Regions from separate parts of the Mus musculus genome. Here all the other regions are linked to region 1. A link is a loop called in an ENCODE intact Hi-C map of the cell type or tissue named here. Cell type or tissue: left cerebral cortex. All regions are shown on one strand.

The links. Peaks named below come from ENCODE experiments on the same cell type or tissue, not always from the same donor. Only the 100,000 strongest peaks of a DNase experiment are listed, where the experiment ranks them.
Region 2: a loop joins it to region 1, with 10 times the contacts of the local background. A loop is called at or near these places in 31 of 42 quality-filtered maps.
Region 3: it touches region 1 in a loop (6-fold over the local background); 10 of 42 quality-filtered maps call a loop at or near these places.
Region 4: it touches region 1 in a loop (2.9-fold over the local background); 8 of 42 quality-filtered maps call a loop at or near these places.
Region 5: a loop joins it to region 1, with 4 times the contacts of the local background. A loop is called at or near these places in 3 of 42 quality-filtered maps.
Region 6: a loop joins it to region 1, with 3 times the contacts of the local background. A loop is called at or near these places in 31 of 42 quality-filtered maps.
Region 7: a loop joins it to region 1, with 10 times the contacts of the local background. A loop is called at or near these places in 2 of 42 quality-filtered maps.

The regions. Positions count from the first base shown.
Region 1 is chrX:93,887,639-93,891,638 of GRCm38, forward strand. No RefSeq gene overlaps it. Among named protein-coding and RNA genes, the nearest start is that of Pdk3, 57 kb to the left of the region's middle. In left cerebral cortex, a CTCF peak has its summit at 2,324 (motif pointing left); DNase peaks (open chromatin) are centred at 1,126, 1,566, 2,053 and 2,258; H3K4me3 peaks cover 824 bases; H3K27ac peaks cover 987 bases.
Region 2 is chrX:93,805,791-93,809,790 of GRCm38, forward strand. It overlaps Pdk3 (pyruvate dehydrogenase kinase, isoenzyme 3), which reads right to left. Exons shown (of 12, transcript NM_145630.3): 3 at 3,081-3,152. Among named protein-coding and RNA genes, the nearest start is that of Gm46689, 20 kb to the right of the region's middle. In left cerebral cortex, a CTCF peak has its summit at 2,436 (motif pointing right); no DNase peak of the experiment used is centred here.
Region 3 is chrX:93,067,723-93,071,722 of GRCm38, forward strand. No RefSeq gene overlaps it. Among named protein-coding and RNA genes, the nearest start is that of Gm38657, 12 kb to the left of the region's middle. In left cerebral cortex, a CTCF peak has its summit at 2,209 (motif pointing right); DNase peaks (open chromatin) are centred at 1,440 and 2,201; H3K4me3 peaks cover 687 bases; H3K27ac peaks cover 245 bases.
Region 4 is chrX:93,287,924-93,291,923 of GRCm38, forward strand. Arx (aristaless related homeobox) reads left to right here. Exons shown (of 6, transcript NM_001305940.1): 3 at 620-1,502; 4 at 3,939-3,984. Among named protein-coding and RNA genes, the nearest start is that of Arx, 3.4 kb to the left of the region's middle. In left cerebral cortex, no CTCF peak of the experiment used is centred here; DNase peaks (open chromatin) are centred at 1,621, 2,551 and 2,987; H3K4me3 peaks cover 3,020 bases.
Region 5 is chrX:93,630,104-93,634,103 of GRCm38, forward strand. It overlaps Pola1 (polymerase (DNA directed), alpha 1), which reads right to left and starts at 2,052. Exons shown (of 37, transcript NM_008892.2): 1 at 1,966-2,052. The coding sequence starts at 2,008. In left cerebral cortex, no CTCF peak of the experiment used is centred here; DNase peaks (open chromatin) are centred at 1,649 and 2,175; H3K4me3 peaks cover 1,537 bases; H3K27ac peaks cover 832 bases.
Region 6 is chrX:93,791,332-93,795,331 of GRCm38, forward strand. All of the region lies in intron 5 of Pdk3 (pyruvate dehydrogenase kinase, isoenzyme 3), which reads right to left. Among named protein-coding and RNA genes, the nearest start is that of Gm46689, 34 kb to the right of the region's middle. In left cerebral cortex, CTCF peaks have their summits at 14 and 2,027 (motif pointing right); a DNase peak (open chromatin) is centred at 2,023.
Region 7 is chrX:93,830,176-93,834,175 of GRCm38, forward strand. Pdk3 (pyruvate dehydrogenase kinase, isoenzyme 3) reads right to left here and starts at 1,975. Exons shown (of 12, transcript NM_145630.3): 1 at 1,672-1,975. The coding sequence starts at 1,777. In left cerebral cortex, no CTCF peak of the experiment used is centred here; a DNase peak (open chromatin) is centred at 2,043; H3K4me3 peaks cover 1,687 bases; H3K27ac peaks cover 932 bases.

The DNA.
Region 1 (4,000 bases):
GCTCCCTCCTCGAGGCCAAATGACTTCAGGTTTGTATCAAGTTGGTATAAATAAAACAGGCTGGCTCAGACCTTGGTCAATTAAACCGCACAATACTGTTTGAAATGTGACTAGTGATCAGTACATTGTGAATGAGAAATCATCAGAGGATTTCTGCACACTCATGTGGCTCGTAAGAAGTTGGGATTTTTCAGTCCTGATCAGGTTACCTGCTAAGCTTGTCTGTGTTCACTGTACCCTGATCTCCTTTGTCCTTTGGAATGAACGTGGTAGCATCCATAGCAGTGGGAAAAAATGGATTCCAGGTGTGTATGGCAGAGAAAATAAGCAGATAAAAAATGGCCAAATCAGTAACAGCTGAACAACAATGAAACAAAGAAGAAACTACTCTGACACATCACCATGTACAGCATAGCCATATACACTGGGAAGCTCTACTCTGAGATACGATTCCAGGACCCTTGTCTTTCATGCTGTAGATGTACTACAGTAGTTGTCTTCACTGTTGTTAAAAACTACAATAACAATGACCTTGCTGGGTAAGTGGCACTTGGGAGGCAGAGGCATTCAGATCTCTGAGACTTTGGGTTCAACCTGGTCTATCTACCTTGTCTTAAAATAAAGGCCCTTCCAGCAGTACCTGGCACCATGGTAACCATTGTGGAACTGATTGCCTTTGTCAACATTATTATGACTGTTGCCAAAAAAGTTTACATTTTCCTCTTCAGAGTCCCACTCACTTTTACAATGAGGCCAAATGACAAAACATGCTTATTTTAGAAATTTTACAAGGAAAATAAGTCTACTTTTTAAAAAAAAAATCCCACATCTAGCCAGTTACTTACATTTCCAGGACAAAAGGCAATTTGACTTTGCTCAATTTGGCATTTGAGCACATTTCGGATTACTGCGGCCATGCACAGCCAAGCAGGACTAGACTTGTGTTTTTATTGTGTTCTTAACACTCAACCATAATTCCAGGCCTAACACTGCGTCTCTGCTCTCTGTGGGTATGTCTTTCCTACTTGGAAAGTTCCCAGAGGAGAGGAACAGTCACTCCCATTTGGGCATTCTTCAGGAAGCAACAGCACTAAGCCAGACTTTGCCAAATGCCCTGAACGGCTATGGGCCTTGCTTGCCACAGCTGTAAGCAGGCTATGACTCTGTTTCAATGTCCTCTGCTCACAAATGCCAGTTTGTAGCAGAAATAAATATAAGGAGACAAGAATTTTTCAGTGGAGTTTAATGAGATTCTTCTTACAGGTGTGTGTGTGTGTGTGTTTGTGTATGTGTGTATGTGTGTTTGTGTTTCTGTGTGTTTTGTTGTTGCTGCTGTTGTTGTTTAATGGCTGCTTTCATCTACTCAGCAACCTCAGACATTTGTGTTGCAGGGTACATGGCTCATTAAAGCCACCCGTTCCCACTCACGGGTACATAAATGAATAGGGCTGGCCAGAGCTGCACCCCATGAAAACATAGCATCTGTTCGCAGCTTATTATTTTTGCTAGCTGCCTGCCAAAACCCACAAGTCAATGGAGGGCTCTTTCTCAGCACACATAACAGTACCCTAATTGACACAAGTTCCTCTCTCTATCAAAGAGGCATACCAAGTGACAGCCGAGCGAAGAGAAGTGCAGCAGGGCAATGTGACGCTTACTGTCACATGAAACGGCCACTTCTAAAATTGTGTTTTAAAGAAAACGTAAAGTGGAGGGAGCAATAGAGAAGATTGGACAGACGTCCATTTCAGTGGCTAATTCTGCTTCCAGCCTCCCTACTGTGCTGCGCCCCAACTTTCCTCTGATCTTCTTTCCAGTTGGCCTGAGGGCCAAAGCAGAGAGCACTGGGCCAATCAAACTCTTCCTTTCTAGAAACACATTTTGCAATGTTCCCCTGCGAACCCACTATGCTTACTGGAAGTGAAGTAGGGGACAGAAGCGATGCAAAAACGAGTGTGCACTCTCATAGCACCGAAGAACAGGCTCCTCCCCCAAATCAGGAGCAGCTTCTAAATCACATGGAGAATCAGCAAAGGCGGAAAATGGATGTGCGTATATGAAAAATGTGCTGACGTATTATGCAAAGCTTTGCGTCTGCCTCCAAAAGCTGATAATTAAGAAGAGGAGGAAAGCAATCAAGGCTTGACTCTGTGTACCAAAGCACAGGAAAGATCCAGGGCTGTATTGTCAGCGCTGTTTCTCCTCCCCCATAATAGATCCTCTTCTCCCTTCCACAAGCAGTTTACAAGGCTATGTTTAGAATAGACGTCAGAGCTCGGAAACCAACTCGCAGAAGCAAGACTTTCCCAAGGGTGCCACCTAGTGGTACCTCTGTGTATTGCAACATAGCTTGGCCCTGCTGAGGATTCAGGATGCCAAAAGCAAATAACTTGGGATCAAGTCCCTCCATGATTACAAAGTTGAACCTTTGGGACTTGGCATTGGAATGGTGTGTTTTGAGTATCAAACACATAGGTGTCATGATGTGGTTAAAATGTTAAGGTGAGTCCACAAGGCAGAAAGCATGCATCGGGGAAACAGGTCTGCTCGTGCACTTGGCTGGTTTTATGAATCATTATATCCAGGACGTTTTCTTTTTCTTCATTTCTTCTGTATCAAGTCATGAAAAGATTTACAAAGGACTACTGAGAAAAGAATTCTGAAAGCGCATCTTCTGGCAAAAGGACTTTAGGTACACACACACACACACACACAGTGATCAAAACACTTTAAAATATCAGTACAAGTATTTGATATGAACCCTAGCAGAGCTTCATATCCTGTACAAAAATTCTGTCTCCCATAGCCTTGGCAGATCAGTCACTCTGAGTTCAGCCTTCGCTTTAGTGAGGAAACCTACGATGCTGAAACAGGTTTTCAAGACAATTTGGTTCTAAGCATACAGAAGCTCAGACTGTAATTCTGCGGACTGTCTACACTGGCCCCAGCACAGCCTTCTTCCAAGGGCCTTCCTCACATAGCTTCCACAGTAGCTCAGTGCCCTTCTTCCACACATCTCCTTTGCCACCACAAGCTTTCATTTGCCATAGTACTTAGAGCCTTCGTTCCCAGGTTCCCCTCCCACCCCCTGGAGACAATGCTTCTTTGAAAATCTGGCACACAAAACCAAATGCACGTTCCCCCGTGACAGCCTATTCCACCTACAGATTGCCTCACTTGAACTTATTCAAAACACACAGACACTCATATGTCTGCCTCTCTCTAGTTAAACTTTCAACTTTTCCGGTTTAAAGAGCAACAACCAACAATAAGATGGGGGAGGGGGCAAGCAAACTCTGAGCTGTGTGGAATTCTTCCCCACCCCACCCTTTATACCAGCATGCCTATTCCTCCTGTATTTCTGATTTAAATGTAACATACACGCCTTCTCGTGGCTAAATTGAATTTGCCTCAAACTCGAACCTTTTCTAGCATTATGACTTTTGTTCTGCGAAGTGTAGAGTACACTTTGTGTCTAGCGTCTCCTGATGTCAGATTCCTGTTTTTGGTGTGCAGCCCTTTAAAAGCAGAGATATTGTAGCACCACAGGCTTTAAGGTGCTTTAGCCTGCCGGTTCGTCTCTTCTGCAGTTTCTTCTCGAAGACACCATTCTCTTTTGCTCACATCTACCTCTTGGATTCCGTGGCCATGATCTCTTGCCTGTATATTTTGGTGAAGTTTTGCAATCTTCTTTCCTAACTCCACACACATTCCTGGAGATCCTTTTCTTAGGCATGCCCAATTATGTTTGTCCTTCTACATCTCGTCTCATCGTCTCATCGCCCCTGCCTGTCACCTCATGGACGATAATTAGGATTGGTCTATCAACTCTCCTCTGGGCGTTAACAACACTGTAAGGTAATGAGAGATAAACAAAAGAGACATGACAAATGATTAAAGCCAGAGATGAGGCTAGGACGAAATGCGTAAAGCAGATGTAGAAAGGACTCCAGGAGGCCTGAGTGTGTTTCATAATTTTTCTCTTGGGCTCAGGCCAAAT
Region 2 (4,000 bases), 82 kb before region 1:
ACAGTGAAGCCCTTCTTCAAAACAAAACAAAAAAAGCCCAAGTTTGCAATTATGCACAAGAAATTTTTACAATGGGTAAATTTTCATGTACCTCTTTCCAATGTATTTATCAATTAAGTATCTGTAAAATGAAACAATTCATTATAGTGCAGAAACATCTTCACCTGAAGGAAAGAGGCTTATTTAAATGGATGAATTCTCAGAACACCTCCCTACTCTCCTGGGCTTTTCTATCTCCATCATGAGGACCAATGTGATTGACATAAATGACTCTCCAGCTAGTGGCCCCACGTATGGCAGAATTTATGTTCTCACTGAACAGAGAAGGCTGTTACCAGGATACACACTCATCTCGCACCCCTCCCTTTACTAACAGCACGAGGCAACTCAAATCTCAACTTTCCAACCGCTGCATAAAGCCAGCAAGTTATCGAAATTCACTGAGTAAGAGCTACTGCCATGAAGACCTAGCACACACTCGATTCAGCACTGTCCATTCACTTAAATTGGTCCTGATGAAAATAATGTTAGAGTTTGGACTCTACAAAAACCATAGCAATTAATTAATAATTGTGTACTTCTCCAAATCTTTATCTTCAAGTGTACACCTAGAGGCTAGCTCCATTTTGAGAATTTCAAATGTCCTCAACTAATGACGTAAGAAAACAAAGCTCCTAGATTCAATCCATTTAATGTCAACACGTTAAATAACAGTTGATGTGGAACCTTACGGGTTTGTTGGAAAGTGAATTATGCTATATTGTGTTTTGCTGGGGCAAACATGTGAAGGTGTGTCCTGAAGCGGACACAGGTGTGAAAGACTAAAGCCGACTCACGAAGGCATGTTTAGCTGAAGCAGACACAGGAGAAAGGATGTTCTGCTAAACCAAACACGTGAAAGGAATTTTTGCTAATGACACAAATGCATCGGTTCACCATATACTGAGTAGTTGAGCTGCATTTGTCAAGACTCCACAGAGAGAAATGAGCCAAAACAAAAAACAAAAACAAAGACAAAAACAAAATCAAAAACAAAGACAAAGACAAAAACAAAAGCAAAAAACCCTTCTGGTGGTGTGCTGCAGTTTCTTGCAGCTTCCTGCTTCCTTGGACTCAGGCTGATTGTCAGCTGAGACGGGTGCACGTGTTGAGGCACAACCCTTAGAAGACACGTGATGTTTGGAGGTTATAAAAAGAACTCAATGGACAGTGACAGAGGGAGGCTGAGCTTGCTGTGCAGCACTTGTGCACCACCAGTTCGCTTCCCTGAGAGAGGCACAGCTGAGAACTTCTCCTGGTGTTCCTGTTGGTCCCTCCTGCTGACTGGAGCCGAGGCTGAGGCCTGGCTGTCTCTGCTAGGTCATGTCACTGCTGTTGCTGACCCAACTCATGGACTTCATGGACTACCGGTGTATCCATGAAGTGTTTTCGAGTGTATGAGCTTCCACCGCCTGCTGACCTGTAAACTGAACTGCTGATTTCCAGACAACACTGATGAGAGTTGCTCCAAAGAACCTTTCTAAGCAGGCTTACTTCCCCCATATCCTTTCTTTCCCACTACCTCTGGTGGGTGGTGGGCTATAAGGGAGGTTAAAGTGTTTAAGGACCATCATTAAAAATAGAGTTTGAAAAAATAAGAGTTACAGACAGCAGTGGCTAGCTAGTATCAAGGAAACAACTATATGTGTGGCTCTAACCCAATGCTTGTACTTTTCACATTCACCAGATCCATTCAATAAGATACAACTGACCCTGAGCTCCCTTCTCCTGCCTGAAAGCAGCATTTCTGGCTGTATGGTACACTGCAGAGGACCAGCATACTATGGAAAAGGAACAATGACTCACGGGTCTAGCTCTGTCACAACCTTGAGCACATCCTTCCACACCTCTGACCTCCAGATTTCCTGGGTTAAAACTCTCCAAGGTTGGTTGTGTGGTGTAGTGTTTCCCTACTTCTATTCACGGAGCTCATCCAAGCCAAGTGTTTGTCTCATGATTATGAGGATTAAGCCTATGATAAAAGAAAGTCCTCAGCACAACTGGATGCCGTGAGTATTCACTGTGTAGATCCCCAACAGGAAGAAATCAGGCTAAAGGAGATACTTAATTTCTCTTGGGGGGAAAAAGCTCTACTCACAGATGAGGTTATGGTTTACTGGAGAACAAAAATAGAAAACAGAAATACTTTCTGGTAACATGAGAATTCCATAGTCTTTGTGCACAGTGACAGCAATAGAATCCAACAGTTGTGTGTGTGTGTATGTATATATATATATATATATATATTTAAAAAAAAAACACTTTTACGCTTCTCCAAAACAAAATCACTACAATTTTCTAAGCTCAAAAAGTATTTTACTTTAGAAAGTATTTTAAGTTGATGGATTAGGGAGATACTTGCTGTATATATGGAGGCTATTGCATTCTTAAAACTACCACTAGATGGAACATTCCCAACAATGCTTATAGTAAGCTGCTGTCTATTTTACCTTGACCACATATATTAAGAACTGGGTCATGAAGCATTAATTGAAGTTTCATTGTTCTTTGTGAATTATGCTAAATTCTTAAGTTAAAAAAAACAACAACTATGTTATTACCCACAAGAAAATTAAAACCTTTGTCTAAATTCCAGTTATTTATGTTCTCAAAAGTGTGTGTAGTGTATGTGGGAGTATTCGTGTTAAAACTTGAGCACACAAATGTACACACACATGAGGATTCCAGGTTAGTATCAGTTGTCTTCCTCAGTCACTCTCTACCTCATTTATCAAAACAGGGTCTCTCATTTGAACCTAGAGCTCGCTTACTCAGGACATTTAGCTAGGCAGCTTCTCTGGGGATCCCCAGGGTGACTTCCAACCACTAGGATTACAGGCAGGCTGTCATGCCTGCCCAGTACCCACTTGACAACTGCACATCCAAACTCAGGTCTGCACACTTGTTCAGTAAGCACTTTAACTACTGAGCCATCTCGTAGCCCTGAATTATAACTCTCTAGTCTTAACATGAGTTCCATTTCACTGAAATGTTCTCTTGCCGAGGTATTTTTACTTTCATGTAATTGGCATCATACTTACTTATCCAAAACTCGTGGGTCTTCTGGGCTCTTGTTTTCATATTCTAAAAGTTCAAGGAAGCTCTGCATGTACCTAGAAAACACAAGTCAGCACGTGAGCTACCTGCCTGCTCCCTCCCTCCTCACTCAGCCTTTACCCCACTCCTATCTGCAGCTTCAGGGCTTCAGGCCGAGGTGACTCCTCCAGAGCATGTAGGAAGAGCCCTTCTCTCTCATCAATACTTACTCTCTAGTCCCACAGTCCATAGCTAAGACTAAGAACCAAATGCATCCCTGAAACAGGCACTGACTCAGGAACAGGTCTAGGGCTTCAATTCAAACGGAAAGAAATACATAGAAGACTTGCTGGAGGTTTCTAAGCATACTGCCTTCTCTGCTTTGGTACAGTGTATGAAATCTGCAACTTCTACAACCAGTCTTCCGCCTGGAAGGAAGCTCACCTGAAAACAAAGCCAACACTGCCAAAAAGCATAGCTCTGATAGCTTTGTGTGTCTCTGATTCAAACTAATAGGAAGAACTCATCCAATGACTGACCCTTCTGGTTGTACAAGCCAGGTTCAGCATCCTAACTCATACTCCAAGTCTACAATTTGATTACTCTAAAAGCACATAAATTTTTCTTGAAACAAGGTCTCACTAGATAGCCTTGGCTGGCCTAGAAGTCAATATGAGGACCAGGATTACCTTACACTCATAGAAATCTATCAGCTACTAACTCCTAAATTCGGGGATTAAAGGCATACACACCACATTTGGCAAAAAGATCACAAAATTTTAAGAAGCACTCTGGTTTGATCCTGAAGCATACACCAAGAATACAAGAAGGCTATTTCTTACAGTAAAATTAACTTCATCAGTATGTACTAGAGAAATGCACATCAGGAAAAGATTCTAAATTGATCACGATAGTTTTCAATAAA
Region 3 (4,000 bases), 820 kb before region 1:
TAAGCAAAGGGCTGGCAAAGAACTATAAGTAGGGGAAAGAAATTTAACTCTAACTCAGGTTTGAAATATCTATGACCTAACAATATTATCAATTGGTTTGTGAATTACAGTCACCTTAAAACTTGTTTGGTTTTGGTTTTTTCCCCCTATGGGAAGCCAAGAATTTGAGGGACTTAACTGAAGTTTTTTGCATACTTGAAAAAGATGTTTTCCAGTTAAAAATTCAAAGAAACAATGGGAGGCAAAAAAAAAAAAAAACAAAACCAGTGATGCCTTCTGATTTCATCCCAAGATTCTAGTCTATTCAATGGTCTATTCGATGTACACATTTGTGGAAATTACATGGGTCAAGAATTGGGCTAAATTTTTTATACATAAGTATATTTTTACAACCCTATAATACATTCTGTCATCATACTCATTTTATAATTAAAGTAACTAAAATCCAGAGACATAAGTAACTTAACTAAGATCACCACACTTCTATTAATGTCAAATTCAGAACTGTTTGACTCCACAACTCATGCTTTTGACTGTTGCCATAGTAACTTATTGGTAAACACTTTGGTATAAAAGGAACAATTCTTAGATTATGAGGTTTAGATTACCATACAATCACTAACCTGAATATATTGCACATATCTGAGGGGGGGGGATTCCAAAATACAGTCTTTAAAATCAAAATGGCAAGAAAAACACTTAAGTTTTTATTACTCAGGGCTCACAGCAGCTAAAAGGTTTCAGCAATATTATATGGCATACAAATTGCAGATTTAACTTGGTTGAGGAGCGTCCCCATGCAATCACCATAATATTTTATTGTAGAATAACAGCACAGGTCCTGATCCCTAGCCCTTGGTAAACATGAGTAGCTGGAATCCATTGTTGCAAAAGCTTAACATCCCCCACGCATGGCATGGCCTCGACCTGAAAGCGAGTTTTCTATAGCCTAACATCAATAGAAACTTCTCTGCTGTAGATTAGACTTTTATGAATTGGGATTAACAGAATGAGCATACAGTGACCATCCTTATTAGGGAATGCTTTAATCAACTAAAGCTGACTGAAGGAGAAAAAGAGTTCTCAAAACAGACCAGCTGTATGACTCTGCTAATTGTGACTTAATCCCAATTTATAAAAGCACCTGTGTTACTTGTCATTCGTCTTGTTCCTGCCAACTATACCAGACAATAAGGACCTCTGTGCCGTGAGGCAGCAGGAGAAGGTAAAACTTTGTATGTCAGTATCTACAGGGATTAGAATGATATAGTTTCATTTTCACTCTGGTCATTTTGAATATTCCTTTCCGGAAATGGAATTCTACAGCACCATCTACCACCTCCGCTCCTCACAGCTCGCTTAACTCAGCCCAGCACACAGGGCTACATTTTGTTCCTCTGCCTTGCCTGAAATGGATGCTTCTTTCTTCATTGTTTGGAAGAAAGAAATTGGAAGTGCCTTCTACCGAGAGGCTCTTAACAGATTGTGGGACTTCTGGTTTCTTTTCTGAGACACATGAAAATGTAAATCATCTTTCCTTCTACAGGCAAGGCAGCGTGACCCTGGAGCATACAATCAACTGCCCTCCCCTTCACGGGCCTCACCAGCCCACTCTCCCTCCTCTTTCACTGTGATTCGTTCTCTCTCTCTCTCTCTCTCTCTCTCTCTCTTCTCTCTCTCTCTCTCTCTCTCTCTCTCTCTCTCTCTCTCTCTCTCTCTCTCTCTCTCTCTCTCTCTCTCTCTCTCCACCACCCCCAGAGCCCTGGAGCTTGAAGGCAACAGCCAAACTCTTTTATATTTTGAAAGTAAGAATTGAAAGCTTGTCTGAGTTCAAAGAATCACTTGGTACTAAAAGGATATTTTTATGCATTCCACAGTGGAACAAATATTAAAAGATATACCAAAAAGAAAAAAAAAAGAAAAAGAAAAAGGAACCTGGACTCAGCCAAAGGAGCAGAATCTGAACATTCATGTTGTGTCTCCAGGAACTGCCAAATTCTTTGCCTTTCTCTCAGGACCGCTCTGTGGAGCTTTGAGTGACAGGCAGTATGGCACAAGCCACGATTTAAATTCTGCTTGCCTCATTCTTTGCATAGACAGCAACGGGCTGATAGAATGCAACTAAAAACATAATTCAGATGGGAAAATACAACATGATTTTCACAGAAAGAGAGGAAGAGCACAGAGACATGGCTTAATATAGCCAGCAGAGGGCGCGGCTTACACATGTAAGTATAAACAAACCGTCCCTCGAAGCTGTAAGGAGCTCCTGCGGTTTTTGTTACAGATTTTGCGTTTTTCGAGTAAACCACGTCCAAGCTCCCTTTAACAAAACTCTAGTATTGTCACATAGTTCTCGCCTCATGATTAAATAAGACTATGTCTACAGCCCCTTCGGTCACTCAAACTGCCACTCTTCTGCCCCCTGCTCTGGCATGGGAAAAAAAGTGGAGATACACTCCCTCAAAGGACAGCTTCCCAGAAAGAGTGACCTGTATTCCCAAGCAGCCTTCATTTGTTTAAGAGACTTGCACCTAGAATTTCTTGATCAAAGCTAATGTGCTGTAAATTTCTTCATTTAACAGACTTAGTCTGTTCAACTCTTGACACTGGGAATTGGGATTTCCCAGAACTATTAGCACTGCACAGTAGGCATTCCATGCCAGCCAAGAACCGGGGATTAACAGGTATTTGTCTCAGCTAATTTCACTCTCTATACCGGCTCTATAGAGACTAGAGCTTCTTGGCGGAGTGTGTGCCACCCTGCTAATTGGCTACGAATGTAACTACTCCCGAATGCCAATGGAGCTGGGCCTGAAGAGGCTAGAGGCAAAAGATCCTTATGATAGACATACATTTGAGGCTGGTTGATGGCACAGTAAATGTAGATGGTTCCTTTGCCAACCTCTACCTCTTGCTGACTATCAAATGCCCATCCCGATAGATCATGGGGTGATGTTTTTGTTTTTTTTTTTAATGCACATTCATATACATACAATCAGTGACAGTTGAATCCTCAAAATCCTGTACTAACAAGGAATTTTCATATGCAAAATCTTGTAGAAACAAATATTTACATAGTGTCTATTCAGAATGCATATACTGAATCGTAAGGCTTATAGGTAGCTTCCATAGAGCACCCAATTTCCTGAGTCAAAGAAAAGCATTATACATATCAGGATAGGAACAGAACACAAGAATTATTTCTGAAATAAAGATTGTATACAAAAGGAAAGTTGTTACTGCTTTCTCACATGTCCTATTCTTCTCCTTGCTAATAATTAATCTCCTAATAACATGTACTACTTCTAAAGCTTGTGAAACAGGAATTGAAGAGTCAAATATTAAATGATACTATGTATATGCATTATCTGTTGTTAGATAATACATTCTGCTGAGTGTAGCAGCTGAAAACAACAGTTATTACCTTCCGGTTTCTATAATCAACCAGGTTCAATCCAGGAGCAGCTAAGCTGGTGGCAGTGTTTCAGTCGCTTGTAAGGCTGCAATCAAAGGGTTGGCCAGAGGTTTCAAGGCCCCAATGACTGGCAAATGTACTTCAAAGATTATTCACATAGCCGATGGTTAAGCCACAAAAGATCTGTTTCTAAGCTCACTAGCTGGAGCTTCTCTGCATGGTTACCTCATATGCTGTGGATTGAATCTTTGTGTCCACACCTCCTATGTTAAGTCCCTAACCCCCAGTATGACTGTATTTGGTGTGAAGGCTTCTAAGTGGGGTTACATGGTGGAACCCAGATAAGAAAACATACTGATTCTCAACCTCTCTGTCTCTCTCTGTCTCTTTCTCTCTCCTTCTCTCTCTCTCCCCCCTTTACCTCTCCTTCCCCTTCTCTTCTCTCTCTCCCTTCCTATCTGCTCCCTTCCTTCTTCCCCCTTAGAGAACATACCAAAAATGGTCCTATGAGCACATACAGGATGGCAGTCACCCACAACCACCAGAAAACAAACTGGCTGTTTCCTTGACCTGGAATTTCCA
Region 4 (4,000 bases), 600 kb before region 1:
TGGGACATGGCGGGTGCTCAGGGCCCTGAGACCCAGGCCGCTTCGCCCCGCAGGGGTCGCCCGAGGGGCAGTGCCCCTCTTGCTACCTTGGGGCCCATAGGACAGAACAGCTGGCAGAAGTCTGGCGCGAAGTTTTCAGAGTAGTGGTGATTTTTTAAAGTTGTTCGATTTTTAAAAATTTGCCCCACCCTAAAATGGAGAGGAGGATTAAAGAGAAAGGAGTGAAATAAGATAGAGGAAAAGTGGAATCATGAAGGCAAAAAACAGAAAGGCATTAAAGGCGAAAAGGACGAGGAAAGGAGTGGGGAGAAAGTAGAAAGAAAAAGAAAAATAAGGGGGTGCGAAAGGAGTACTACAAGAAAGAAAGAGGAAATAAAGAGCAGAATATGAAAGAAATGAAGGGACGAAGGTAAAAGGCGGGACCGGGGATGATGAGAGGACAAAAAGAAAAAATGAATCAGAAAAAAAAAAAAAAAGAATCCGGAAAAGTGTGCCAGGAAGGGGAGCTAAAGCCGAGGATAGAGGGCACGGAGGCGGCAAAGCAGCCGGCTCCCAACAGCTGCTTGGCGGGGGAACAAACGGTCGGGCTAATGCGCTGACCACTTTTCCTTGCCCGCAGGCTCCCCCAAGAGCAGCAGCGCCCCGTTCGAGGCTGAGCTGCACCTGCCACCCAAGCTGCGGCGCCTCTACGGCCCGGGCGGGGGCCGCCTCCTCCAGGGCGCGGCGGCGGCGGCTGCAGCGGCGGCGGCGGCCGCAGCGGCGGCCACGGCCACTGGCACCGCAGGTCCCCGTGGAGAGGTTCCTCCACCGCCACCACCAGCTGCACGGCCAGGGGAGCGTCAGGACAGCGCAGGGGCCGTGGCTGCCGCCGCTGCCGCCGCTGCCTGGGACACGCTCAAGATCAGCCAGGCGCCGCAGGTGAGCATCAGTCGTAGCAAGTCGTACCGCGAGAACGGGGCGCCCTTCGTGCCCCCGCCGCCAGCCCTGGACGAGCTGAGTGGCCCGGGGGGCGTCGCGCACCCCGAGGAGCGCCTCAGCGCGGCCAGCGGACCCGGCAGTGCCCCCGCGGCGGGTGGTGGCACGGGCGCCGAGGACGACGAGGAGGAGCTGTTGGAGGATGAGGAAGATGAAGAGGAGGAAGAGGAGCTGCTGGAGGACGACGACGAGGAGCTGCTGGAGGACGATGCCCGCGCGCTGCTCAAGGAGCCCCGGCGCTGCTCGGTGGCCACCACCGGCACAGTGGCCGCCGCCGCCGCCGCTGCTGCCGCCGCCGTGGCCACCGAGGGCGGGGAGCTGTCGCCCAAGGAAGAGCTGTTGCTGCACCCGGAGGACGCCGAGGGCAAGGATGGTGAGGACAGCGTGTGCCTGTCGGCCGGCAGCGACTCGGAGGAGGGGCTGCTGAAGCGCAAACAGAGGCGCTACCGCACCACGTTCACCAGTTACCAGCTGGAGGAACTGGAGCGGGCTTTCCAGAAGACGCACTACCCTGACGTCTTCACCAGGTATGGGGCTGGGGCTGAAAGGGTCCAGGAGGGTGGAATAGAGGGGGGTCTACAGAGTCCAGGAACCTCTCTTGGCTCCTGGGAACTGCCCTGGAGGTGCCTGGCCAAATGTGATCATCCTCTGGCTCCCCAGTACTGCCCCCCACACACAAACACACACACACCACAAGTATACTGGGGCTTTAAGTTTCTGTTGGTGCGGTTTCTTTTTGTCTGTTCCGAAACTTTAATGTTTCCAAATGACAAGTTTTAGAGCCAAACCGCCTCTCCGCTCACACACGGATGAGGCTCGGGCCAGGTTCTGGCCAGGTCCAGGAAACACTGCCCAAGAGCAGGCGCTATTTTTGACCCGTGGACTATGTGCACTATCTACCCCCGCCCAGTGGGTATCAGTTACGCTCTTCTCAGGAAAACTGGAGCCCTTGCCTTCAGAGAAGACCTTTAAAAAGATCCGAGTTTTTGTCACTTGGGGACTCCTGAAATAACCAAAGAAGTCAGAACTAAGCAGTGTTTGGTGTCTGTCTATACACCAGAAAGGCATCAGCCAGAATCTTCCTGTGTCGCTGTCCCCACCCCCATGGCCACTACACCTAGCAGGACTTTACTGTAAACGGGTTGATGGGGTGGATCAGGATTTTTGGAAACGTGGCAGACAGTAAATCAAGCAGCTGGGGGGCCAGGCATGGTTTTGTCTCTTGGACTAGTGTACTCTGCACTTCTCTATCTTAGAAACTTGGACCGGTGGGATAGGAGCCTCGGAGTCCCTGCCTATTCAGCGGACCTAGGAGTACAAGCAGGCTTGGAGCTTCCCCCACCCATAGGCCAAGATTTTGGCTAGGACTAGGAGCCAGGGTTAGGGGCAAATGTGAGTAGAAAGAAAGAGACCGGCCTCCCAGTGAGAACAGAGAATGAGACCTGTGAGCGCCTGGCTCGCGCACTCCTCAAGCCGGGCAGCTCCTTCGCAGGAGACGTGTGCAGCTTTTCAATGTGCATTTTCGAGGGGGAAAGCCGCCTGTCCTTTTGAACCAGAGAAATCTCTGCTTAGGACTCGAGGCCTGAGCCAACTCCAAAACATAGTTGGTCTGGCCGTTGCCAAACGCTTGTAGCCAGAAGCAACCAAAAAGTAAATTTAATGCAAACGAGGGCACTAAAACTTGGTCCTCCTCCGGGTCACTCAGTCTTTGAAGACGGAAATAAAACTCAAAGTCAGCGTGTGCTATCAAGTAGCTAACGGGACCATCGGCCTCGGCTTTTGTCTTATTTTATTTCTGAGTTTATCAGACATGTATACTTAACAAGAAGGAAAGGAGACAGTGTCGCTTAGCATCCAAGTCCGCCCTTTTTAGCATGTGGGGGAGACCAAAGTACAAAACCTGGGCAACTCCTCTTCACCGCCCCACCCCCATATCTTTCCAGCTCAGCAGGCCTATCTCCTGGGCTATAGCCCAGCCAGACTAGAGTTTTAGATTTGCCGGTGCTCTCTGCAAAGGGAAGGAGGTGGAAAGAGTGTTCAAAAGATGCTCGGTAAACTGATTCTTTTCTTGATGCTGAAGGAGTTTCAGGTGCCGACCCGGTCCGGCGGGCAGCACAAGCCCAGGCTCCAGGCTTAAGCAGTCTTGCTCTTTCATATTGGGGAGCAGAGAGCCAATTATTCTCGGCGCGCTCATATTTTCGGTAAACAGGTCGTAAGCCGTTTTACAGCATCTTAATGGTTTCCTATTTGCCTTAATTGTCGCAGTAATAACTGCAATAACGGGGTAGGGTTTCAGCTAAATTGACTTCCCCTGAGATGGGCAGGGTTTGTAGTGGGCACTGGAGTCAGGAGGTGCGCAGAATTTTGTTTAATCGAAAAATTACCCCACTGAACTCTTAACAAGCTTAACATATCTCCAGAGGGTAATGGGGAGTGTGACCTACAGGGGTAAGGGAGGGTAGAGGGGGAGGGGGAGGGGGAGGAAAGGCAAAGAGCTGCGAAGAGGGGTAGAAAGGGAAAGAGATCTATTTTTTTTTAAGAAAGCAAAACAAAGCCAAGAGGGTAGAAAACAAAAAATGGAGTTCATTGCTGAGCTCTTCTTCCATTTAGTATTTGGATAAAACAGGGTAATGAGCACTGTGCCTCTGTGTGTGTGTTTCCCACCCTACTCTACCCTAAGAGAGATTGAGACAAAACTCATTTGTCTAAGTTTGAAGACTTATGGACTCAAGAATTCATCCCCCCCCCACATCGCCACATTATATGATATAATATAATATATGATATTTTATATCTGTCACCGTGCTAGGTTTTTTTTTTTTTCTGTTTTCAAACAGTAGGCATTCTAGAGGCAAAGATCAGTCTTACCCATGTACTTGGGGTATGGACTGGAAGAAGCTGTCATGAAGGGGAAAGTGGCTGAGAGAGGGTTACTGACCTGCCTGGATGTTGCTTTCTTATAGGGAGGAGCTGGCCATGAGGCTGGACCTGACAGAGGCCCGAGTCCAGGTGAGCTCCAAGAAGG
Region 5 (4,000 bases), 260 kb before region 1:
CATTAAGAATTAAATAAGAATGGCTATCTTATTATGTACTTAGCAATACAAGAGAAATTGGGTGTGCATGTGTGACTACAACTGTATGGGAAATGCATGTGCATGCATGTGCACGTGTGTGTGCACACACATGTGTGAGTTGTGTAAGGTTGTAGGATAATCAAACATATGCACATGCATACATTCCACACATGGCACCTAGTCAACACTTTGGTCTAGCTTCAGAAAGCAAAACTAAAGCAATTTCCTCAGGGAAGATTCCATGTGGTACTATATATGACTGTTTACTTTCTCCACTCATGAAGACAGAAGCCACACCATTCTACCCAGCATGCTAATGCCAGAGCCTGGCAGAATGCCTATGCCTTGTACTTGCATAATAAATGTTTGCTGAACAAACCAATATACCAGATTTTTTTATCATTAAAGCCTCCAATGACTTTCTATACACAATGGCAGCTAATTACACGCCTTGCTACATTTTGCTGACACTGTCCAGGTGTCCCACCTTCCAACATAAAAAGCCTGGAATTTTTTTTTAAAGCAATGTCTTTAACGCTGTGTGAATTAGCAAAAAAAAAAAAAAAAAAACAAAACAAAACAAAAAAAACAAACAAAAACAAACAACAACAAAAAAAAAAACACCACACACACACAGACACAAGACAATGGGGGAAAACACAAAGATTGAAATAATGTTTTCAAATCACCACTTGGGAGTACTTCTACCCTCCCCCAAAGCAGGCAGGGACAGTAACCTGAAGCGGTCTTCCACATAACAATCTTTTGGCATGCTTTAAAGAAAAATTCCAGTCACAAGTCCCCAGAAAATACTTAATCAACACTGTGACTTAAGAGGGGTCTCAAGATTGCACAGTATCCTCCAAAGAGTGATTTCTTGATGTGCACAGATGGCGTACAGTTTTTTAGGGTGAAAAAAGGACTTAGAAGCAAATGACTGATAGAGGCTGCAGACTGTTCATGTACTTACATCCCACAGCCCATTTGTAATCCAAGCTAGTCAACTCTCCAAAATAATTTGTCTGAGAGAGGAGAGAGAGAGAGAGAGAGAGAGAGAGAGAGAGAAACCTGTGATTTTAAAACTAGCTGAATGCAAAAGAAACTGATTACGAAGCAAGATCTCATTAATGGCAATGCACAGTGAATGGCAGGACATGTGACACTTGGTTAAGAAAGTATCTGATTTTAAGTTAGAACTGAAGTTAAGTCATACTTTAGCTGAACACCGTTTAAAATCAGAATCAGACAAGGCCATCTGCATTTTTGAACTCTACTTCTGGAAATAAAAAATTACTACTCACAAAATGCCTGATATATAGGGCATCCGAAATGCTACTCAACTGATACTTTTTTTCAAACCTCACCCAAAATGACTAGACCTGAACAGTATTTCTATGTAGCACTTGAAGAACTTCCCGTAGAACCTAAAAAAATCTTAACGAAATGCATCTATATCTGGTGACAGCACTTCCATCTCTCACTTCAATGACAATGCTAACAATTTTCCTGGGACTTCCTAGAAACGGAGGCACAGGCATGCTCCAAACCCTCAAACCGAGACCTGCCAAGGGAGCATAGAAACAGTTTCAGGCAGGAGAGAGCAATCCCTGCCGAGGCAGGTTGCCATGGAAGTTGTAACCCACACGTGCTTGCGACTCATCAAAGAAAATGAAAAGAGCCAACGACTGTGAAGCCTGTCATAAGAGAAAGAAACCGCTCAAGCCAAAATACCTTCAGCAAGTGACCCCATCAGGAAGCCCCGTCCCACACCCCTAGGGTCTCCGCCCAGAATGATTAAGGTTGGCGGTCAAACAGACCTAAGGGGCGGTCTAGGAGCGCGCCACCTTCTTAAGGATAAAAAGCAGAGACCTTCCGCTCCCCCTCGATCATACCGCGACCCCCACATTCCCAACCACGTGCCCTAAGCATGGGATCCTCCCTCACCGCTTGCCTCCAGTTTACAGTCCTCTTCGTGCATGGGCGCCATGGTCCGATAGTCTCTCTATTCCGCGCCAACCAGCCTGAAACTGGCGCGGAGGCCAAGATAGGCGCCAGTACGAAAGCCAATCAGCGGCCTGGAAGACTGCGGACTTCCGCCCGGAAGGCCACTGACGTGCGGCGCTGAGCCGCGCCCCGCCCCCGGCCTTCCCGCGGGAGTGCATTTGGCGCCCTGTGATGACCCCTGAGCGAAAAGCGGGAACCTCGGCGAGGACCGGGGAGACCTGGAGAAGGAGGCGGTCGGGAGCTGAAAAGAAACCTCCTAAAGGCACTGCGCAAGCGCATGCACGCTATTTTAACAATCCGTAGGACGCATGGGAAAAGGGGTTCTCTGGTCACGAGAGATATTTTCTGGGAAAAGAAGTGCGGGCGGGTATAAATTGTCTCTCAATTGCTGCCCTCCATCTCTGCCCCCGGCCCCAAAAGAGTGACTTCTTCGACAAATACAATCTGATTCTTGCCCTGTACCTTGTCTCTCTGAGTGTTATCCACCAAAACGTATTTCCCTCAAGCACATAGCTGAAGTGACAGCCTCCAAATGTAACAATCTTACTTCATGACTCACTCCTGATGTGATACAATTGAAAAAGTAACAAAATAACTTGTGTGTTTTGGATTTGTTTTATTTGCTTAGTTCTTTTAAGACAGTTGTTGACAAAAAATAACACTCACCTCAAAGCGGGTGAGGGAGGTTAATCAGTAAACTTTACTCTTGGGAGGCTGAGACAAGAGGGTGGTAACTTTGAGCCCAAAATGAACTTCTAAGTTTGAAGCCAAAGAAGTTCATGCCTCAAAAAGAATGAGAGTTGGATAGACAGAAAGAGAAGCAAAGAAAAAAAAAAGAGGGAAAGTTTAATGAACAAACATCAAAAGGAAATGGTAAATGAATGTTGTCTTAGGCTTTTACTGCTGTGAACAGACACCATGACCAAGGCAAGTCTTACAAAGGACAATATTTAATTGGGGCTGCCTTGCAGGTTCAGAGGTTCAGTCCATTATCATCAAGACAGGAGCATGGCAGCATACAGGCAGGCACAGTACAAGAGGAGCTAAGAGTTCTACATCTTCATCTGAATGTTGTTAACAGAATACTAAGTTCCAAACAGCTAGGAGTAGGGTCTTAAAGCCTCACAGTGACACACCTACTCCAACAAGGCCACACCTCCCTAGGCTAAGCAGATACAAACCGTCACACATGTGTACATACCTAATTGCAAAAAATATATCAAATATTTAGGCCTATAAAACCCATTCCCAAAATGTGTCTTTTGCAAAGATGATTGACTTATAAATGTTTTCTGTTTATAATGCTCTTTTTAATATTGGGAGGATTTAAAGTTCAGGTGGAGTCAGGCTTGGGATTTGAATTATATAACTTTTATATAACTTTGGACTACTTTCAGAGACCTGAGTTTCTTCTTTTATAAGTTGCTTCTACTTATCTAAGGAATTATTGTGAAATTTAGTTGAAATAATATCTGTACAATTCCATTAAGATATCATCATTTGGAGGCAGGCAGATTTCTGAGTTCGAGGCCAGCCTGGTCTATAGAGTGAGTTTCAGGACAGCCAGGACACAGGACACAGAGAAACCCTGTCTTGGAAAAAAAAAAAAAAAGATAACGTCATTTGGACCAGTGAGATGGCTCCAGGGCTATACAGAGAAACCCTGTCTCGGGGGGGGGGGGGGGGGGGGATGAAACATGGGCTTTCATTTGGGTGCATTTACAAAGGAAGAAAGACTGTTTCTGGGCTTTACCAAAAACAAAAAGGGGGACTCAGATATTTAACAAACTTCTAGACCATAAAATATATGTGGTATAAATAGGCAGTATTTAAACAAGGGGTACTTAAGTCATTTTTCTTCTCTTTTTTTCTCCCCCTTCTTGTTTTGTCTCTTCCTACAACACAAATTTTGGATGGTAGTTCTGTAACCATCCTGAGTCATGGGATGACTGGAAAGAAAAGTCACACGCTGAAA
Region 6 (4,000 bases), 96 kb before region 1:
TGAACTTTTAAGACCCCAAATACTGAAATTTATAATGCTTCATTATCTATATACAAAGTCTATATACCACAACTCTTCCAAATATATAATAATGTTTAAATATTGAACTTCTTTTACTATAAAATAGAGACAGAAACTAAACTTAATAAATATTCTAATTATCCATGGCATTAGCTTTGCCATTACTATGAGCATAGTAACGTTGAAAACATGCTAGGCAAATACAGTGTGTGGAGGACAGCCAACTTCAAACTTAGTATGGCTCTAAAGACCATATATGAAAGAAATACTTTTAGTTTCATTATACTATGTAGTGGATCAATGCTTAATTAAGAATTATCTCATTTTTCCTGAAAATCTCAAGACATTGCAATGTAGACTCACATACATTGGCCCACCAACAGATGTTGGAAGTATTACTAATAAAAATTTATTACTATGCACAAATTCTAAGAGGATACTAAAATGCTTTGGATAAAATACATATATAATAAGCATCTGACTAAGGGATTGGGTCTATAGCTCTGGAGTAGAGTTCTTGCTTAGCATATAAAAAGCCCTGGTTCAACCCCAAACACTATAAAAGCAAAAAATAAAGCATTTGCTAAATGGAACAATCCTCTGCCCAATGATAAAGTTTTTACTATTCACTCAATTATGCTACCAAGTAGGCCTGATGTGGTGACATATGCCTTTAATCTCGGAACTCAGGGTTAGAAGGCAGAAGCAGGTGGAGCGCCCTAAGTTTGGGGCCAGCCTGGTCTACATAGTGAGTTCCAGACTAACCATGTAATTATGGAGAGGATCTAAAGTAACTTAACGTAAACTACAATCACTTCAAAATTCCCAACAACCATACTACAGCTACTGGTCTGGACGCTTCCTTTACACCTAGAATTTTGATAAGCTTACCTTATAGTAAGTTCTCTAATAAAAAACTTTCTATTTTATTTTATTTTTTTTTAAAGATTTATTTATTGATTATATGTAAGTACACTGTAGCTGTCTTAGGACACTCCAGAAGAGGGAGTCAGATCTCGTTACGGATGGTTGTGAGCCACCATGTGGTTGCTGGGATTTGAACTCCGGACCTTCGGAAGAGCAGTCGGGTGCTCTTACCCACTGAGCCATCTCACCAGCCCAAAACTTTCTATTTTAAAACTAGAAATTTTTTTGAAAAGCTATTGCCAAACTAGTTTTACCTGTACTATATTTCAGTTAGATTTATGGCTAATCTTGAAAAGAAAACATGGAAAATTGTTATTCTTATTGCCAGTAAACATAAGTGATAGTCATTGCATTAAGAACAGTTGCAATGGTAATGGAGTGTTTTCAGGAGATCCATCCATGCATCCATGGCGTAGTTTTCAGAAATATCGCATAGGGAAAGTTAACAGATTACAGGGTTATTTGATTAGACTTCTCTAGTCCAGATCTACCAAATTAGTCTCCCAGATTTTATGTGAACTCACTCGTTCACAGGCATATGGAGCTAGAATTGGAGTGCTGACATTTTTTCATTCTTTTCCGAAAAGAGTGATCCAAAAGAATAGATTATTTATTTACAGGCATAAAGAAATAGAGTTTTGAAATAAACATGTCAAAGACAATAACTTTAAGTCTGACAGAATAAAGAAAAATCTTAGAAACTCAAGTTTAAAATTCCTATCAGAACAAAGTACTCACAAATAGCCATAAAAGATTACAAAGTCATAAAATAACATTTTTATTTATATCTTATGTGTGGTGTGTGTGTGCGGGTGCAAACACACATGCCTCAGTACAAAGGAAAGTCTGGGGACAATCTCAAGGGTCAGTCCTTGCCTTCTACCTTGTTTGAGACAGATGCTTTACACAGGTTCTGGGAACATGAACTTAGGGCCTTCATACTTGCATGGCAAGCACTTTTATAAACTGTGCAATCTCTCCAGCTCTGATGTTTTATTTATTATTTTATTTTATGTGAATGGCTATTTTGCATGTATGTCTAGTGTACTGTGGGCATGCTGTGATGCAGTACCCACAGAGGCCAGAAGAGGGCATCAGATCCCCTGAAACTTGCTTTACAAATGGTTGCTAGCATGTGGGTGCTAGGAGTTGTACCCAGCAGGGCCTCTGGAAGAGCACTCAGTGCTTTAAACTGCTGAGCTATCTCTCCAGCCTCCCAGACTCAAGATTCTTTTCTTTTTTTTTTTTAAAACAAAAACAATACCACACCATTATTTTCATGTGTAATAATATAAGGTAAGCAAAACAACATAAGCAGGCATTTTCAAACTTCCTTGCCAAAGCAAAGTCACCTAAAACGGCCAACTTCTTAACTGATGCTCCTTTAGAATTCCTGGCACCCCACATAGCAGCTCGTCACTATCTGTAACTCCAGTTCCAGGAGATCGAATAACCTCTTCCGGCCTCTGTGGGCACCAGGCACTCATGTGATGCACAGAAATGTATAATATACCCACACACAGAAAAGAACAATAATTTACGAATGTAAAATGAATTTTGTTCTGTATGCTCCCATGTGAGCTGAGAGTGGTGGAACACAGCTGGAATACCGGCTCTTAGAAAGTGAAGTAAAGGGGATCAGGAATTGAAGATTATCCTAGGCTATACCAAGTTTGAGGCGATCCTGGGCTACATGAGATCCTTTCTTGAAAAACCTGAACAAAAACCAAAGTAAACACAATTTGGCTCTCCTACTGCATATGCACCTCCTCCCTGAGCCACACCTCAACTGGAACCCACTTTGTAAGTATCCTAAGATGAGGCTGATGCGTTACATATACCTCACCGGCTGCACTGTTTGGAGCCTGGCCACCTATGGTGAATGTTCACAATAGACCACACTGACCCCTGTGCTCCCTTAGAAAGAAATTTCCAGAACCAATATGGTACTTTTTAGAAATTCTTTAAGTTACAAAGAAATATAAAGCAATATATGTTATTAGCTTTCCTACCCAAAATCCATTCCAAAGCAGTAGATTCTCCAATGTCATAAACCAAGCTGCAGAAGTGCAGGCAAAACATCTAACATAATGAATCCCCAGGCAACCCAGACTATTAAAACTTGTAGTCACGGGTAAAACCAAGATGAACTGAGGCAAGAAAACCTACTTTTTGGAAACTCAAGATAGGTTATTTGGAATGACCATAAGTCAAAAGGGCACTGAGAAGTATCATAATGTAAGAAGGCATAGAGTGCTTGGCATTGTCTTAAGTGGGTTCAGTCAAGTTAACCAGAGCATTAAAAAAAAAAAAAAGGCAAGCAGAGAGGTCATAACTTGACAACTCCAGATACCTAAGAAAATAGCCTGGTATTTTGTTTCCCAATTCCAGTATCTATAGCACTGACTGTAAAGTGTTTCATGTCCTGACCTACTCAGTTATTTTAATAAACCTATTTCTGGAGCTAGAATGAGTCTGTTACTTGCAATCTAAGGAGGTCACATTGAGAGCATAGGATATTATTTCTAATCCAAAATAATACCATACACTCAGGAGGTCATTTGTATGCTATCATACTAAGCAATAATAACATATAAAAGTGACATAGAAAACTTAGCAAGACTGCAAAAGTTAACTTTTGTACCATAGGAAAGCTATAAGTTTGTATCTTTAAAATACTCTCATTACAGGATTGTCCATTTGATTGTCTTGTTTCTAACATAGAAAGGAGGAAGAAGGGACAGTACAGAATGTCCCTCCCAAAGGACAACAGGAGTTGCCTCCAAACAGTAATTCTAGCATTCACTACTGACTGTATTTTATAGATGTATAAAGGTAGAAATCAATGTTCTGACTATGCCTGCCTTGAGGAGGCATGCATTCAGAGAGGTCTATGTATTCAGTTACTATTATGCTGGGTGAACCCTAGTTCTACACATTTATACAACTTTCTAGTAAAAAAAAAATAGTGTTCCTACCCTTCTACATAAAAATTGTCTGTAGTCTGTCTCAAAGGGCCTAAATATGAGATCAGTTTTAGTTAAGACTTGTG
Region 7 (4,000 bases), 57 kb before region 1:
CTCAACGCTTTAAAAGAGTAAACATTTGTTTCTAGATACTCACCACATAAGATTACCCACCATAACAATATCCTTACAGCAGTTTCCCTATTCAAATAACATCCTTGCCTATAAACATGGGAGATACTGCCATAGAAATAAAGTAACTGAAATTTCAGGTTTACTATTCAAACTTTCACAAACTTTGCAGGTGGGAGTGAGCCATTTCGTTTGTTCTTTCAATTAAGAGTGAATCTGTCTGTTTACCCTAACAAAAGGTTCCTGTGTTCACAATCATCTCTAACCCTAAGTTAGGAAAACATGCCTATTGATAGCAATAGCAACGTTTTCATTCTAAGCTGTGAAGTCAGGACCTGTCTCATCTCTGGGACCCACATGCCAGGAGGAGAGAACCAACTCCCCCAAGTTCCCCTCTGATCCTACAGATACACCATGATACGTGTGGCCACACAAACAAGTTCGTGCATAGATAAAATGTTTAAGAATAAATACATAAATTCTACACATAGCCAGAGGGAGTAGAGTCCAACTACTGAAAAGCTTTTGAAAATGAAACTTAAGATGCAAAGGCCAACTTCACCCTCACCTTAGATTTTCATCATCTATCTTTGGTAACTTAGCTTCTAAAACTTAATTTGGCATCAGCTTCAACCTCTAACCTGTACCTCTTTCCATCCCCTGTGTTGCTCCCCCAAATATAGACAACACCATATTTTGCATATCTGGTCCTCCCAGAAGGTTGTACCTATTTTGCATTTTTATATCCAACTGATACCATCCCATGACATTTAAATCATATGAATTCAACAGATCTAGGCTTTGAGAGCCTAAGTCATCTTGAGTTTCCTTGGGGGGATGCTGAGTTCCATATTTGTTTTATTTCAGGTGTTTCATAACCGCATTCGGCCTGCTGGAGTTAGAATGACATTCTCTGGGGGAAACATAATTGATCAGTTCATGGAAGGTGGCAGAACCTATTCCCATCTAAGTAGGCCTCAGACTTTATTGGGGGTCCTCTCCATTCCCATCCCAATCCATGTAAAATGAAGTACTAGCCCAGCTGCCAAAAGGGTGTAAGGAAAGGTGCTCACACTTAGGCTGGAGTTGTCCTAGAACCCCTGCTTTGTAGCCAGGAGCCCACAGGTCAGCTCTTACCCAAGACTCTGACTGCTTTGAAGTCAGAATCATAATGATGGCGTTCAGGTCCTGCCACTCAAGGCTACCCAACACCTTTCAGCAGAAAATTTTGAACAAAACGCCACTACGTGATTTACTCAACCTCAAGGTGTTTCTAAACACATCTTACACAACCATTAAAAACGCCTAAAAATAAAAACGTTTACGAGTTCTCTTTCTGAAGTTTTCAGGAGAGTGCGGTTTGAGTCAAGTAGATTTGAAGCTCGTAATGAATAGCTGGAGAGTTCTGAGTGGAATGAGGGTCCTTGGACGAAGCTGGGCGTGAGGGTGTCAGGCCCTGCCCCTCCACTTCCCGAAACCCGAAACCTATGCCCCAGGAGGGCCCTCAGGCATGCATCCCCATCACCCCTCCCGGAGCTTCTCACGGAATTTGCCCAGAAGCTTAAGTAAGAGCCCCAACTACGGGCAGGACAAGGATGGCGTCTCCCTCACTCCCGTGGGGCCTTGGAGGTGGCTCCAAGGAGTCAGACTTACCGAAGTCCAGGAACTGTTTGATAGACAGTGGCGACGGGGAGAAGCGGGAGTAGCGCTCGATCTGCTTGGGGACCGGCTGCTTGAGCAGCCGGTAGAAGAGCCGCATCCTCACTAGAGCAGTGTGCAGATCCGCCGAGCCGTCCGGGACCGGAGCCGAGGCGGTCACCGCCGCCTAGCCGCGAGGAGGAGGCGGCGCCGGCGGGGCTTTACCTCTACCTGGGGCTCGGCCTTGGCGCCAGCAGCTGCTCGCCTGCCGCGACACCTACACAAGTACCGGGCAGCAGTTGGGCGGCCGTGGCCGGCTGCCCGCGGCTTCCCAAGCCCCGCCTGAAAAAGGCGGGATCTGCCGCCGCACGTACGCGGCGCGCGTGGGATGTGAGGGGCGCTAAGGGGTACGCGGCTGCACGCGCGCGCTGCTGATTGGCTGCCGCCGCCGCCTAAGCTTCCTTAAAGCCCCGGTAACACGCACACAAACCTCCTGGGTCTCGGGCTGGTACCAGCCAGCTCCGTTCCTGCAGGTCCCGCCCCGGATCAAGTCTTGAGAAGTGCTCCGAGACTTGAAGGCCATTGGGAGCCCACGCCTGAGCTATTTTTAGGGGCTCTAGACCTCCCCAACCCGAGGCCCCTCTTCCGGAAGGCCCTCCTCAGATCTGCTGACTCCTCAGCTTTAAGTTGTTCCATGTGGTCCTACGCTTCCAACAATTAATTACAGAATTAAGTGGAAGCTACTGGTCCCACCCCCACCTCCCCCTACACACACAAACATTACACGCGACAGGATTCAGTATATTAGCAATTAACCTGTCCTCGGAAGCTCTACTCACTGACTGCCCACCTTCACTCCGGGTGAATACCTTTGGACAGGATTGTTACAAAACAGTATTGTTACGTCACTGGCTGTGGTTCCTGGTCCTAGACCCCTCTTTACCAACTGGGCCAATAACAGCATCCTTAGATCACTGTTTCATGCCTCTCTCACCACTAAGACCTTTGAAGGAATCCATTACAAACGAAGGTCATTAACACTTGGTTTCCATGAACCTAGATCCACTTGCCCCGAGACAGTTGTCGGGATTAGTAACAAATATTTAATTGCCCAAACATACACATCCATTGGAAAGGCTCAAATTAGAGCCACTGAGCCGGACGTGGTGGCACACACCTTTAATCCCAGCACTCACGAGGCAGAGGCAGGCAGATTTCTGAGTTCGAGGCCAGCCTGGTCTACAAAGTGAGTTCCAGGACAGCCAGGGCTACACAGAGAAACCCTGTCTCAAAAAAAAAAAAAAAAAAAAAACAAAAAAAAAACAACAACAAAAAAACCAAAAAACAAACAAACAAAAAAAAACAACGAAGGGAAAAAAATTAGAGCCACTGACCAGTGTCTTTCACAACCCCTCCCCATCACAAAACCCTGACTCAGTTTCACCACTACTACCACTTTGGTGCAGGAATCTATATATTACATTGTGCTAGATTGTCTTTCTATGACAGTGAGCTTAAATTCATGGCTCAGTATATGAAATCAGTATTTCCTAATGTGGATATAGGAACTACTGCTTGCTTTTAACTGTTACCACAAAACATTAATTTTTGTTAATGTGTAAAGCTCAACTAGAAAAAAAAAAGGTAAAAGTTCTTCTTGGTCTGATTATTAGTGGAAAGTTTCATGCCTTCATTTGGCTATGTAGCGCCTCTTTGCTTTATGAAACTGTTGGGCTTCTGCTCTTTGAATTGAAAGAAAAACAGCACGTGCCTTCAGAGACGTCCTGTGCTCTTCCCACATTTCCAGATTTTTAGGTACAACATAACATACCTGGGCTACTTTGCCTTTTCCATTCGAAGCAAAGCCTAAAGAGACTTAGCAACACCCTTTGGAAAGGGCAGTTTTACCAACACAGCAGAACACTGACTGCAGTTGGGAGTGTGTGGGCAGACAAAAAGGAGTGGCCTAAGGTTGTCTACTCATTTTCTTGGGTGCTGCCCACAGGTGGAGTTTTACTGGTAGCAGTTATGGATGAAGATCCCCGAGAGTTGGTGGGGAGAGACTTTTTCCACCTATGTGGCACAGCACTGCTGAACCTTCCAAACTCACCCATCAACTTTTTCATAATTTCCTTTCCTGCTGCACAAACTCCTACTTTAAATTCTTTTATTCTGATGTTTTCATTACTTCAAATTAATATGCCTAATTTTATGCTTTCCTAAAAAGTGGCACAGTCCTAACAGTCGAGGAAATGTGAAAGAGGCCTGTGTGATGAAAACTTGTGCTGGACCACGACTCAAAGGACACAGCTCTAAACTTGACCCTATCATTAGCAAGCTGTGT